Linked DNA regions of Homo sapiens: regions 1 and 3 are each linked to region 2. The links are chromatin contacts, found by Hi-C in ENCODE. All regions are on one chromosome and are shown on one strand. Each heading gives the region's core, a stretch centred on a gene start or an enhancer-like site at or near the end of the contact. The rest is flanking DNA. Distances are from core to core; before and after follow the strand shown. Region 1 overlaps TMEM163 (transmembrane protein 163). Region 2 holds the start of FAM168B (family with sequence similarity 168 member B). Region 3 has its middle 22 kb from the start of MGAT5.

The links. A loop is a pair of places that touch in the nucleus more often than their neighbours do. Pooled maps may share reads with other maps.
Region 1: a loop to region 2 is called in a pooled map, with 3 times the contacts of the local background. The contact joins the enhancer-like site here to the promoter of FAM168B in region 2. A Hi-C loop is called at or near these places in 2 of 50 pooled maps.
Region 3: a pooled map shows a loop between it and region 2 (3-fold over the local background). The contact joins the enhancer-like site here to the promoter of FAM168B in region 2. A Hi-C loop is called at or near these places in 2 of 50 pooled maps.

Annotation. Positions count from the first base shown.
Region 1 is chr2:134,668,282-134,672,139 of GRCh38, reverse strand. All of the region lies in intron 2 of TMEM163 (transmembrane protein 163), which reads left to right. Among named protein-coding and RNA genes, the nearest start is that of TMEM163, 49 kb to the left of the region's middle. Within about 2 kb of position 1,624, at least 9 of the 41 ENCODE cell types and tissues checked have a DNase peak (open chromatin) inside an H3K27ac peak, as active enhancers do.
Region 2 is chr2:131,092,020-131,096,039 of GRCh38, reverse strand. It overlaps FAM168B (family with sequence similarity 168 member B), which reads left to right and starts at 2,580. Exons shown (of 7, transcript NM_001009993.4): 1 at 2,580-2,826. RefSeq lists a silencer at 2,407-3,126.
Region 3 is chr2:134,230,402-134,234,668 of GRCh38, reverse strand. It overlaps a transcript of MGAT5 not described here and the pseudogene RNA5SP104. Among named protein-coding and RNA genes, the nearest start is that of MGAT5, 22 kb to the left of the region's middle. Within about 2 kb of position 2,073, at least 9 of the 41 ENCODE cell types and tissues checked have a DNase peak (open chromatin) inside an H3K27ac peak, as active enhancers do.

The DNA.
Region 1 (3,858 bases), core at 375-2,874, 3.6 Mb before region 2:
AGCAACAGCTAATACACTTTTTGTTACTTTTATAATTTATAGGACACTTTTTATAATCCAAATACCATCTTATCATTGCATCAGTCTGATGAGGGGTGGTGGATGAACTGTCACTGACATGAGGGTGATGATAATAATGAATAATAATTATAGATAACATATATGAACATTCACCATGCCAGGCTAGGCTCTGAGCACTTTACATTTATTAGCTTAGTTCATCCTCACAGTAGCCCTATAAGAGTTGCTTTTATCATCCCATTTTACAGATGAGTCAGCCAAGTTCCAGAGAGGTTGAGAAGTTTGTCCTAAGTCACAGCTAGAGAGGGGTGGAGCTAGGATTTGGACTCAGATGGCTGGGTGTGGCTCTAAAGCCTGTGTCAAGCCCCTCAGGGGTGGGGCTGTGGCCCATATTCATGCTCGTCAACCCCAGTTCCTGTGTTCTTTCTATTCTGTGACCACTGTCTTTCCAGGGGGTGGGGAATGTGGAGGAGGTTAACAATGGCATTTCATAGCCAGTGGTGGGAAGAAAGGGATCCCAGAAGAGGGTGGTGGAGGTATTGTCAGCAAGGAGCAGAGAGCTGTGGCATCCCTGGGGGCTGCAGCACCATGCAGCAGCAGCCATGTGCAGAGGAGTTTGTTTCGGGCTTGAACCCAGGGAGGTCAGTGTTCCTGTAGAGCCAGGCTGGAGACAGAGTGGCCAGACATGGGAGAGGGAGGGCAGCGCCATGGTCATCTGTGGCTGGATCTGAAATGGTTTGGGGAGAAGTAGCAAGTGATCCTGGACTACAGGAGCCAGGAGTTGGGGAGGGGTGGGTCTCCTTGCTGCAGGGGTGTCTGTGCTCCTGAGAGTCAGCTTAGAATCTCAGGGCCTGCTGAACTGGCACCACTAGTAGTGAGGATTCTGCCACACGGCAGGACTCACAGCCTTTGGGAGCCTGAGAACTACGGGCCAGGTGCCAGTCTTTGCCTTATTTGCTCTTAGTCTTTGCTGAGGGCCAGCTCACTGCTGGTGAGGAAAGGAGAAGCAGTCCCCAGTCCCAATCACTGGGCTGCTGACACGGCTGGACAGGGACACAGACATCGTTCCCAGAGGGGGTCCTTTGAGAGCAACCTGGGGTGCAGAGGGCAAGCCTTCCACAGGGCAGGGATTGAGTTCCTAGAGTCCTGTGAAGACCCAGCAGCTGATAGGAAGAACGGGGCAGTGCTTGAAAGAAAAGACATGAGCCAGAATATCACAAGCTGACATTTTGTTTATGCAAGCACTTATGTGGTGTTGGTTTCAAAGTCCTTTAAAATCGGGGACTTTAATGTCAAGTAATTGGCTCTTTATGGAAAGGTTTCCAGTTACAAATGGGGAGCAGGTGATCTCAGATTCCAGCCAAACTCAGTTAAAAGGCCAAGTCTTTGGTTTTCTGAAATCGAAGCTCTGGGGTCCCATGACATGCCTTCTTTCCTCTTGCCTGAGCTCATTAATGCACCTTTCTGTGTCATTTGCTGCTGTTGCCCACAGCCATGGTATTCCAGCAGCTCTCAGTGAATTTGATGAACGTCACCAGTGCTGTTTTGCTTTTATGTATTGACAAGTGTGCCTGATTGTGGTTTTTCAGAAGCCTGCTCTGTAGGCGTGGCTGTTGTGGTAGAGGAAGGGTAGTATCAGGGCAAGATTGCTGGAGAGGGAGGGGAGAAGCCCAAATCTTGCCCAGCCCTGCCAGTGTTCCCCCACGTGGGGTCTGCCCTTTGGAAGCACAGGAGGCCATGCACTTCTAGCCATGGCGACTGCCCAACTCCTGTGTGAGATGCTGCGAGGTCTCCAGAGTGACCTTGAAAGAGGTATTGTGAAATTCTTAAGAGCTTGAAGTAAAAAATTAAACTCTTACTTTTTTTTTTAAAGGTGCCATTTACTCTACTAGGAAGTAGAGTTGTGAAATTAAACACTGACAAGATGTTCTAAACCTACCCTGGAGGAGGTAAATTGCTATTTTGAGAGAAGGAGCCACGTCTACTAAAGTTCCCATGTTTCAGTCACTGTGGCTGCACAGAAAATCATCCCAAAACACAGTGGCCTAAAACAGCAGTAATCGCTCTTTATTGCTTATGGTTTCGGTGGGGCAGGAGTTTGGGAGCCCCTCATCTGGGTGGTTCTGGCCCAGGGTCCCTCATGGGGTTACAGTTGGAGGGTTGCTGGGGCTAGGGTCATCTCACAGGCTTCTTCCTCACATGGTGCCTGGTCAGGGAACCCTTGAACAACCGGGGGCTGGAACAGATGGGGCTGTTTGTCCATCTCTCTTCTCGTAGTCTTTCCACCTCATCCCTCTAGCATGGTGGCCTTGCAGTTGCCAGACGTCTTCAGTGATGGCTCTGGGCTCTAAAGGCACATGTCCCAAGAGCCAACCAGGTGGAAGCCGATTTGCCTTGTGTGACCCAGCCTCAGGAGGTGTGCTGCATCACTTTTGCCACATTCTCTCTTGGTCAAAGAAGTTGCAGAGGTCTGCCCAGGTTCAAGGGAAGGGAAACCAGACCCACTGTCAGTGACGGAATGTCAGGGTCACACTGAGAGAGATGCACATGGAATGGGAACCACATTGGCATAGCCATCTTCAGAAAAACAATCTGCTGCGCCCCAGGATGGGGAACTTGGTTGGAATTAACTTGTTATAACTGATGAGCTTTGGAATGAGGGTGTTAGAGAATCTGTACTAGGGATCTGATTTGTGTCTTCCATCTGGAGATGATCAGAATTGAAAGCAAAAAGTAAAGGATGTAGAGGTAGCTGGGCTCTTGACTGTTGATTCTTCTTTTCTGTGTGATGAAGGATAGAACTAGGACTGGAGAGACTCGGTACCTTGTGACCGAGGAAGGGACCTCGTGCCCAAAGTAGGAGGGAATCTCCAGGGGAAACAGAAGCTCAGGAACACATGAGTGGGTATCAAGAGGGTTCGTATTTGCTGTGGTGAGGGACTTTGGTCCTTATAGTGCCAGCATATCCTGGTCGTGATCAAAGGACTTTTCATTGAGTCCCCATGGCCCCTCCTGTTCTTTGGAAGTGAGGGGGAGCAGCCCCAGGCTCTGCTCTCACAGATGCCTCTGCAGTGAGGATGTGGCCACGGGGCGCCCTGGCTTCTTGTTTGAGTCACTCCTTGGCGGTGGTCTCTTTCATGTAGCTCATGCTGGAGGCTGTGAGCCAGTGAGTCTCTCGGTGTGAGAGCTCCTTTAGGAAATGCTGTAGTTGTTCAGCAACTGAAGTGGAGAAATGACCGCACTGGGCAAGGTTTGGCCTTCCAAGTGTGAACACAGGCCCATCTTGCCTGCAAATATATATATACATGTATGCTTAGTCCCCTTCGTAGATTTTTTTTGTGTGTGTGTGACTCGGTTCTTAGAGGATCAGACATTTATTTAAGATATATTCAGTTAACTATGTGCTTACTATGTATTCACCCATGTTATGGGGTGGAGAGGAGAAAGGGCACCAGAAAACCCATTTTTCTTTTCTTTTCTTTTTTTTTTTTTTGAGACGGAGTTTCCCTCTTGTCACCCAGCCTGGAGTGCAATGGCACGGTCTCAGCTCACTGCAACCTCTGCCTCCTGCAGAAAACCCATTTTTTTACAATCTCTGTGTTCTCTAAGCCTAGTGGAAGAGGAAAAGAAATGGCAGTAAAGACCCCTAAAAGTGAGGACTGGCTCTCTGGGTTCAGGAACTTGAATTTGAGGTCTGAGTGTTTGGAAGAATGTTAATGCCCATCAATAAGCCAAGAGATGGGACTCTGTTGACCCCATTGCCACTGCCGTCCTTCCCCTTCCAGCCCCTCAACACCGGGTCTAGTGACCTTGGAGAGAGGGATATGTGGCCACTGA
Region 2 (4,020 bases), core at 1,331-3,830:
ATAATCATTGCTGGTAGATTTTTGGCTATTTTTTGGTATTTCTGTAAATATGACAATATTCTGTAAATGTAAGTAAATACAGATATATTTTTTCATTTCTACCTTTTTACATAACATTCTTTTTTTTTATTTTTTATTTTTTGAGACGGAGTTTCGCTCTCGTTGCCCAGGCTGGAGTGCAATGGGGCAATCTCGGCTCACTGCAACCTCCGCCTCCTGGGTTCAAGCAATTCTTCTGCCTCAGCCTCCCGAGTAGCTGGGATTACAGGCATGTACCACCACGCCTGGCTAATTTTGTATTTTTAGTAGAGACGGGGTTTTCCCATGTTGAGGCTGGTCTCGAACTCCTGACCTCAGGTGATCCACCCGCCTCGGCCTCCTAAAGTGCTGGGATTACAGGCGTGAGCCACCGTGCCCGGCTTTACATACTATTCTTACACAGAGTTCCATACCTTGGTTTTTTTTCATTGAATAGTCTACCTTGGAGATATTTTCATTTCAGTACATACAAAGTTTCCCCATTTCTTTTTCAAGTTATAGGCTATTTCACTGCATGATGAACCAGAGTTTACTCAGTCATTTCCCTAGGTGTGGACACTAGGGTTTGTTTCCAGTATTTTGCTACTATGCACAATGCTGCAATTAATAGGTGTGAACTCATTTTATTTCACACATCTATAAGTATCTCTGTAGGCAAACTCCCAGAAGTGCAGCTGTTGAATGAAACATTGTTTGTGCGTTTATTTTGACACACATCATCAGACGATCCCCTTTCCCATCCAGCAATGTCTGAGAGTGCGAGCTTCCTGGCAGCCTTACCAATAGCATTGTCAATTTTTTGGATGTTTGCCAATCACAGTGAAAACTGCTACCTCAAAGAGTTTTAACTTGCATTTTTCTTTATAGAAGTGAGATTGGATATTTTTCATATGACTAACAGCCAGACTTAGTCCTTTGCTGTGAACTCTCCTTTTTCTATTGGGTGGTAGGGCTTTTTATTGTTGACTTCTGGAAGCTTTTGGAATATTAAAGAGATTAGCTTTGTCTATTACATGTGTTGGGACTATTTCTTCCTTGTTAATCATTTATCTTTTGACTTTGCTTATGGTGCTTTTTGCCGACCAAAGCTTTTCATAGTCATGACTTCTGGATTTCAAGTAATAATGTAGAAAAGCCTTCTTTACTCCAATACTAAAAAGGAATTTCCCCATGTTTTCTTCTTGTCCTTTTATCACATTTATATTTTATTTTTATTTTTTTTTTTGAGACGGAGTCTTCCTCTGTCGCCCAGGCTGGAGTGCAGTGGCCCGATCTCGGCTCACTGCAACCTCCGCCTCCCGGGTTCAAGAGATTCTCCTGCCTCAGCCTCCAGAGCAGCTAAGGTTACAGATGTGCGCCACCACGCGCAGCTAATTTTTGTATTTTTAGTAGAGACGCGGTTTCACTATGTTGGCCAGGCTGGTCTTGAACTCCTGACCTCGTGATCTGCCCGCCTCGGCCTCCTATAAGTGCCGGGATTAAAGGCGTGAGACACCGCGCCCATCTGTTTTTATTTCATAAACGACTGAAAAAAGACCAGAGCCAGGCCTCCTCCCTTCCATCACTAATCTTTATTGCAATAACTCCCTCCTTTGTCGTCCTGTACCTAGCTCAGACCAGACGACACCCCAAACACAAACACCAAGACACGCACCTCTTTAATACGAAATAATAAACATACCTCCCCCAGAGAGACACCCTGAACTAACCAAATCATTGTAACTATACACTAAGCCTTACATAAAAATACTAACATTTGGCCGGGTGCGGTGGCTCACACTTGTAATCCCAGCACTTTGGGAGGCCAACGTGGGTGGATCACCTGAGGTCACGGGTTCGAGACTAGCCTGACCAACATGGTGAAACCCCCGTCTCTACTAACACAAAAATTAGCCAGGTGTGGTGGCGGGCGCCTGGAATCTCAATTACTCAGGAGGCTGAGGCAGGAGAATCGCTTGAACCCGGGAAGCGGAGGTTGCAGTGAGCCAAGATCGCGCCATTGTACTCCAGCCTGGGTGACAAGAGCGAAACTCCGTCTCAAAAAAAAACCAAAAAACCCCCTAACATTCTAGTACACTTCCCTGAACTCTTGTCTATAGAAATGATCCCGCACTTCTACACTTGAAACGCTGACTTGCATTCTCTAAAATCTGCACTCCTGAGCGGGCGCCCGCAGCCTCCGCACTGGCAAAGAATCTGTGAGCTGAGCTCCGCCCCGCTCCGACCCCGTAGTGGCGGTCACCCGGGGTGTGCTCGACTCCCGGGTGCGGCCTGAGGATCCGCGCCCTGGCGTCTGGGCACACACAAAGGTTTCTGCGGCGCGGGACTATCTCAAAATATAAATTAAATACTTTTTTCACAGACAGTTAATAAAAAAACTACAGCTACACCCGGCCCTTTCGCCAACTGGGACCGGCCCACTCCGCGCTCGCGCTCGCGCTCGTCCATCCGGGCGTCTCGAGGGCGCCGGCGGGAGCGAGCACGCTGCGCAGTCACGTGCCCGGCGCGCCCCCGTCGCGGCGCGCTCAGGCGGAAGTGAGGTCGGCGGCTCCGGTGGCTGCGCAGCGTCGGCGGGGAGCGCGGGCTGCGGAGAGGCGGGCCGGGCCAAGCGGAGCCGAGCGAGCGGGAGCGCGGCGTCCGGGAGGCGGCGGAGACGCGGGGCTCGGAGGGTCAGCCTCTTATCGTAGCAGGTCTCCTCGGCACGCCCCCCTTGTTTCGCCCCACGGCCAAGCCCGCCGCGGGCCGGCGTGCGCTGGTCACTGAGGCCCAGGTCGCCGCCGCGGCGCGGTGAGTGGGGGCGGGCAGCGGGCGACTGCGCGTCCAGGCCGGAAGTGCGGCGCTTTGTGCGGCCGGCTCGGGGCGGCGCCAAGGTCGGCCCGCGGCTCGGGGTCGCTGGGCGTCTGGACCGGCCTGGGCTGCGCTTTGTGCCGCGGGCAAGGCCGGGCGGGGGCCGGGGGCGGAGCTCGGCCGGACACGTACGCGTGCAGGTGCGGTCCGGGCGGCGCGGGCCTGCCGCCTAGGTGGCCGAGGTGGCTTCGCGGCGCGGGGCGTTCTCCTAAAGGTCGGGGTCACAGCCGTCAGGAATGCGAGCGTGAAACCCGGGGGCAGAGCTTTGTGACAATAGTCATTTCCAATGTGTAACTGCTCACTTTGTCTACCCACGAAGTAAAGATAATTTTTATTTTTATTTTTTTGCTTGGCGGAATCTGAGCGTTCTCCTTCCAGCTTGAAAAGGCACGATTTAAATTACAGATTTTTAAGATTTCCTTCAGAAAGGACGTTTCGTGGCCTAGCCTGGGTTAACTTTGAAAAAAGAGTGCAGTGCGCCTTTACGACGTCCACAAATAAGGGTATTTCTGTTTTATAGTGTATGTGAACATGAAGTGTGCATCTCATGGGCTGTTTGAGTTAATGTTTAATCATTAAAGTCAAACAAGAATATTTTGCAGTGTTTTCGCATGCAAGGAAGCTTTATAAATAAAAAGGTTTATATAGTTTCCACTCCTTAAACTTTCAGGTCATCCTTGTGTAATTTGAGATCACTTTTCTCAAATACTATGGATGAAAGATTCTAGATTAAATAAAACTTTTTGGTTTTGGCAAAAACAGGACACATTTTTAAGCTCTTGTAGATGAAGGAGTGGGTTATTTTTGCTTTGACAGCCAAGATTTGAGCAGTGTAAGGCTATTCTAATTTTGAAGCTAGTGTTGCAGAAATTGTGAAGATCTTGCTTCTCTTTGTCTTTACAAAGCAGGCTTACTTTGGTGGAGTTCCGTAGTTTAAAGGGAAATTATACCCAAGTTGTCTTAGACAGTTTCTTTTCCTGGATCAATTGAGCACTTTTTTTTTTTTTTTTGAGACGGAGTCTCCCTCTGTTTCCCAGACTGGAGTGCAGTGGCGCCATCTCGGCTCACTGCAAGCTCCGCCTCCCGGATTCACGTCAGTCTTTTGCCTCAGCCTCCCAAGTAGCTGGGACTGCA
Region 3 (4,267 bases), core at 824-3,323, 3.1 Mb before region 2:
ACACCTTATTGCTAATCCCAAGAAACGAAGGGAATTTAAAAGCACCTGGTGAGAGAGAAGCAGGCCTCAGAATCCAGAAAGCCTAAGTGACTTGCCCAGGGCCACAAAGACTGTCAAGGTAGGGTGAACAAACTTGTCCCCGTTGGTCACCCTAGTTGAAGGACAGAGCCACATTGCTGTGTCTTATGTATGGACCCCCATAGTCTTATAATTCTTGATATATACATACATTTGACTTTTAGCTTTATGATCTGCTCCCTGTTGAGACTCAAACTTCTTGAAGGAAGAGATTCAAATCTTTCTGTGAACTAACTACTTAATATCTGTTGGGAAAAGTCCTTGTAGCCCCCTTGGTTAATAAAGATGGCTGCTGGTGGTGCCCTTGCAAACTATAGGCATCACTGCTCTAGGAGTCTCTTGGAAGAACCTGTAAGTCTTGACTCCCACCAACCCCTGCCCCCAATCCCCGGCTTCCTTCTCAGCCCCCAACTACTTCATCACATCAATAACAAAGTATGAGAAACACAGAAAAATGAAACACATGAGCAACTTTCAACTGACTGTTTCCTTCTCTCTTTAGACCACAAAGTCTCCCTGCTCTAATGAGATTATTACCCATCATGAAAGGACATAGCATCTAGCGTTCTGATTTCTCCACTCAGAGATACACCTCAGAAGGCAGCTTCTCAGCTGTGAAAGAAGTTGGCCTTTGCAATCCTCTCTTAGAAGTCTGCTTCGGAATTATTCAAGAGAGCCAGAGTCAAACCTAGAGTGTTGTGCATGAATAGAGAGGCAATCTGGTGTGGCAGAGAGGCTTGGGAATTAGATTCAGATTAAAATCTCTGCACTGACATAAGCCAGCCCTGTGCCCTCTTGAAGTTACAGAAATGAAGATCCAGTTTCCTTATCTGTAAAATGTCTACCTGCAGGGTTTAAATTTGCAAAGGGCCTAGTCTAGTGACCGATCCTTGATGAGAGTTACTGGAGAAGTCTCATGACTCCTACAATGAGCCCCAGAGGCCTCTGTGAGTAAGGTGGAAGGACCTAGCCTTCTGCCTGATCTAAATACATTAAGATCTGCCTTTGCTGACCTAGTTTTATTCTAAAGCAGTTGTGGTTTTCTTTCTTCCCTTCAGTTCCTTTTCTCAAAGGATGTAAGCATATCTGTGTGAAACACATAAAAAAAATGCACCAAGTGTCAGCAAAATGTTACTGTAACTGATAAAAAGGCATTTTCTATCTTGTCCATCAGTTTTGATGAGGAAGCAAAGCAGACTAGCCCAATTCCTAGCATTGGTAAAGATTGCTACTTCAAAGAATTTTCTGGGTCAGCACCTAAAAGTCTGAAATCCATTCCACTGAATTCATTATGACCCATAGTAATACCCCATCTCTCAAAGCAAAACTACACTGTGATTCATTGCATAGAGCCATTCCCTGGTAGACACTATATTTTAGACTTATGAATAAAACAAGTACAGAAAACAAAATAAAACACAGAACCAGCCCTGTACCCTTATATTTTACAATCTACAAAAAACAAAGTCAGATTTACACATACCTGGAAAACAACTCACGATGACATCATTTTAAGCTAACTGAATCTTGGATTCAAGAAGAATCAATGTCTATACTATTCTTCTAGCATAAAACCTGTTGTGGCAGTTTTAACTTTTTAACTTAAGAAAGTTATGACCTTAGGTCACTAGACAGAATTACATTACTCAAATGTATTCTTGGCAAACTCTTTGGGGATATAATTCACTCTGCAAGGAAAAACTGGTAATTGCCACCAATATCTCACACACATGTACATACAAGAAGACACACCATAACACACCATAACAACCACCACCCACAGAATCAAGAAGACCCATGCCATTCTTAAATGAAAATGTGCACCAGTTAAGAAATAATCTAACATCTCAGGTTAGCAGGAAGTGCCACACTCCAACCTAACAAGAAAAATGGGCATTAAAAAAACATTACATAGGTCTGTGGTCTATTAACAGTAACCTGTTAGTATCAACTTCCTGGTTTGGTATTGTAACAGAGCATGAAATCTGGGGAAGGATGGGTCCGTGGGTCTCTTTGTACTGTTTTTACAACTTCCTGTGAAATTATTTCAAAATAAATTGTTTTCTAAGCATTACTTATTGGGTATCATCCTGTTTGGGGAGATTTTTCAAGATGTAGAAGCCCTTTCCCAAGGCCCCTCTTCAGCTAATGGGTCCAGAATAGGATATACACCTAAATACTTTGAAAAGGGTTCTGGTTCCTAGATGATCTGAAACTCCTCCCCTGTTGAGTAAGAACCACCACCAAATGGCAGGTAAATCACTGAAGACATTTAACAGTGCTGAGGCCACCATATTTGATATTGGCTGCTGTGTAGAGGATGGGTTTGAAGGGTGGCTCATGAAAATCCGGGTGAGAAATGAGTCCAATAAAGGCCTGAACAGGGTAGTGGCAGTCCAGTCATAATAAGAAACCAAATGCTAGAAATACTTAAGAGGTCAAATCAGCAGGACAGTGGGCAATGACTAACTGGAAGGAATGAGGGAAGACGAGGAGGAGGAGGAGGAGTATAGAATGACCACTAGGCTTCCAGCTTGGGCAGCTGAGGAAAAGGTGACATGTCATTCACCAAGACAGGAAAATGGAGGAGCTGGTTTGTGAGGGAGGATGGCTGCCTGAAGCTTCCACAGAGCAATAGTACTATATCATATATTGCAGACAGAACGATCTTTGTCTAGAGAGGTAATTCCTTCTTCCTCAACTCACTGGGTGTAAAGTACCAGGGGACAGACAACTCGGCACAGCAGGCAAGAAGGACCAGCCACTACTCAGCCATGTCAGCCACTTGGCCCCGCCCTGGTCTGATCATTTTCACAGCCAGCCACAAACCCAGTGATCTTTCCCCAAATACCTCCAGTGGGTAGAGAGCTACTCAACCAAGCTGCTCCCCACAGGTTCTAGAGGGTCTGGGTTTCTAACATTTCTATTAAAAGAACTCCAGAGGGTGAATGAGGGAAATCATCCATCAATAAATCAAGCAACTAATTATTTCACTTTGCCATAATCTCTTTAAGAAATGGTGTTCCAAAGTGAAAGGAAGAATTCCACATGAGAAGACATCAAGACAGCCTATGAAGATCTTGACATAGGAATTTGTACATTGCTACACAGGAAGCATTTACCACCCACCACAGAGGAATGCAGTTTATTTGATAATTATTTGTCTAGGTTATAAACCCTTTTTGTAACAGTTTACTGAAATATAATTCACATACCATACAATTAACCAACTTAAAATATACAATATAATGGTTTTTACTGGGCTCAGAGTTGTACAAGCATTACAACAATCAGCTTTATAACTTTTCTCCCATATAAGTGCCAACCAGGCTCAACTCTGCTTAGCTTCCAATATCAGAACAGATTGGACACATTCAAGGTAGTGTGGCTGTAGAGAATTTCATATAACATTTTATCATACCCAAAAGAAACCCACACCCTTTAGCTACCACCTCCTAACCCCTCCTCCTCCCCACTCCAGCTCTAAGCAAGCACTCATTCTACTTTGGTGTCTCTATAGATATGCCTATTCTGGACACTTGATATAAATAGAATCATAATATGCAGTGTTCTTTGACAGCTTTCTTTCACAAGGTCCAATGTTGTAGCACATATCAGTGCTTCATTTTGTTTACAGCCAAACAATATTCCATTGAATAGATGCATCACATTTTGTTGATCTATTCATCAATTGATACTATTATGAATAAAACTGCTATGAGCGTTTGTGTATGACTTGATGGGTGTGTGTGTGTGTGTGTGTGTTTTCATTCCCCTTGAGTATATACCTACGAGTAGAATTACTGGGTCATATGATAACTCTGTATTTAACATTTTGAGGAACTGCTAAAATGTTTTCCACAGTAGCTACACCATTTTACATTCCTACCACCAGTGTATGAAGGTTCCAATTTCACCATATTCTTGCCAACACTTATTTGTCTCTTTAACAATTTTTTAAATTGACAAATAATTGTACATAGTCAAGGGGTACATAGTGATGTTTTAATACATAGAATGTATAAAGAGCAGATTAGGGTAATTGCATAGCCATCATCTCAAACATTTACAATTTGTGTTGGCAAGGTTCAATATCCTATTTGAAACTATATATCATGGCTAACTATAGTCATCCTACAGTGGTATGAAACACTAGAACTTATTTCACCTATCTAGCTGTAATTTGGTA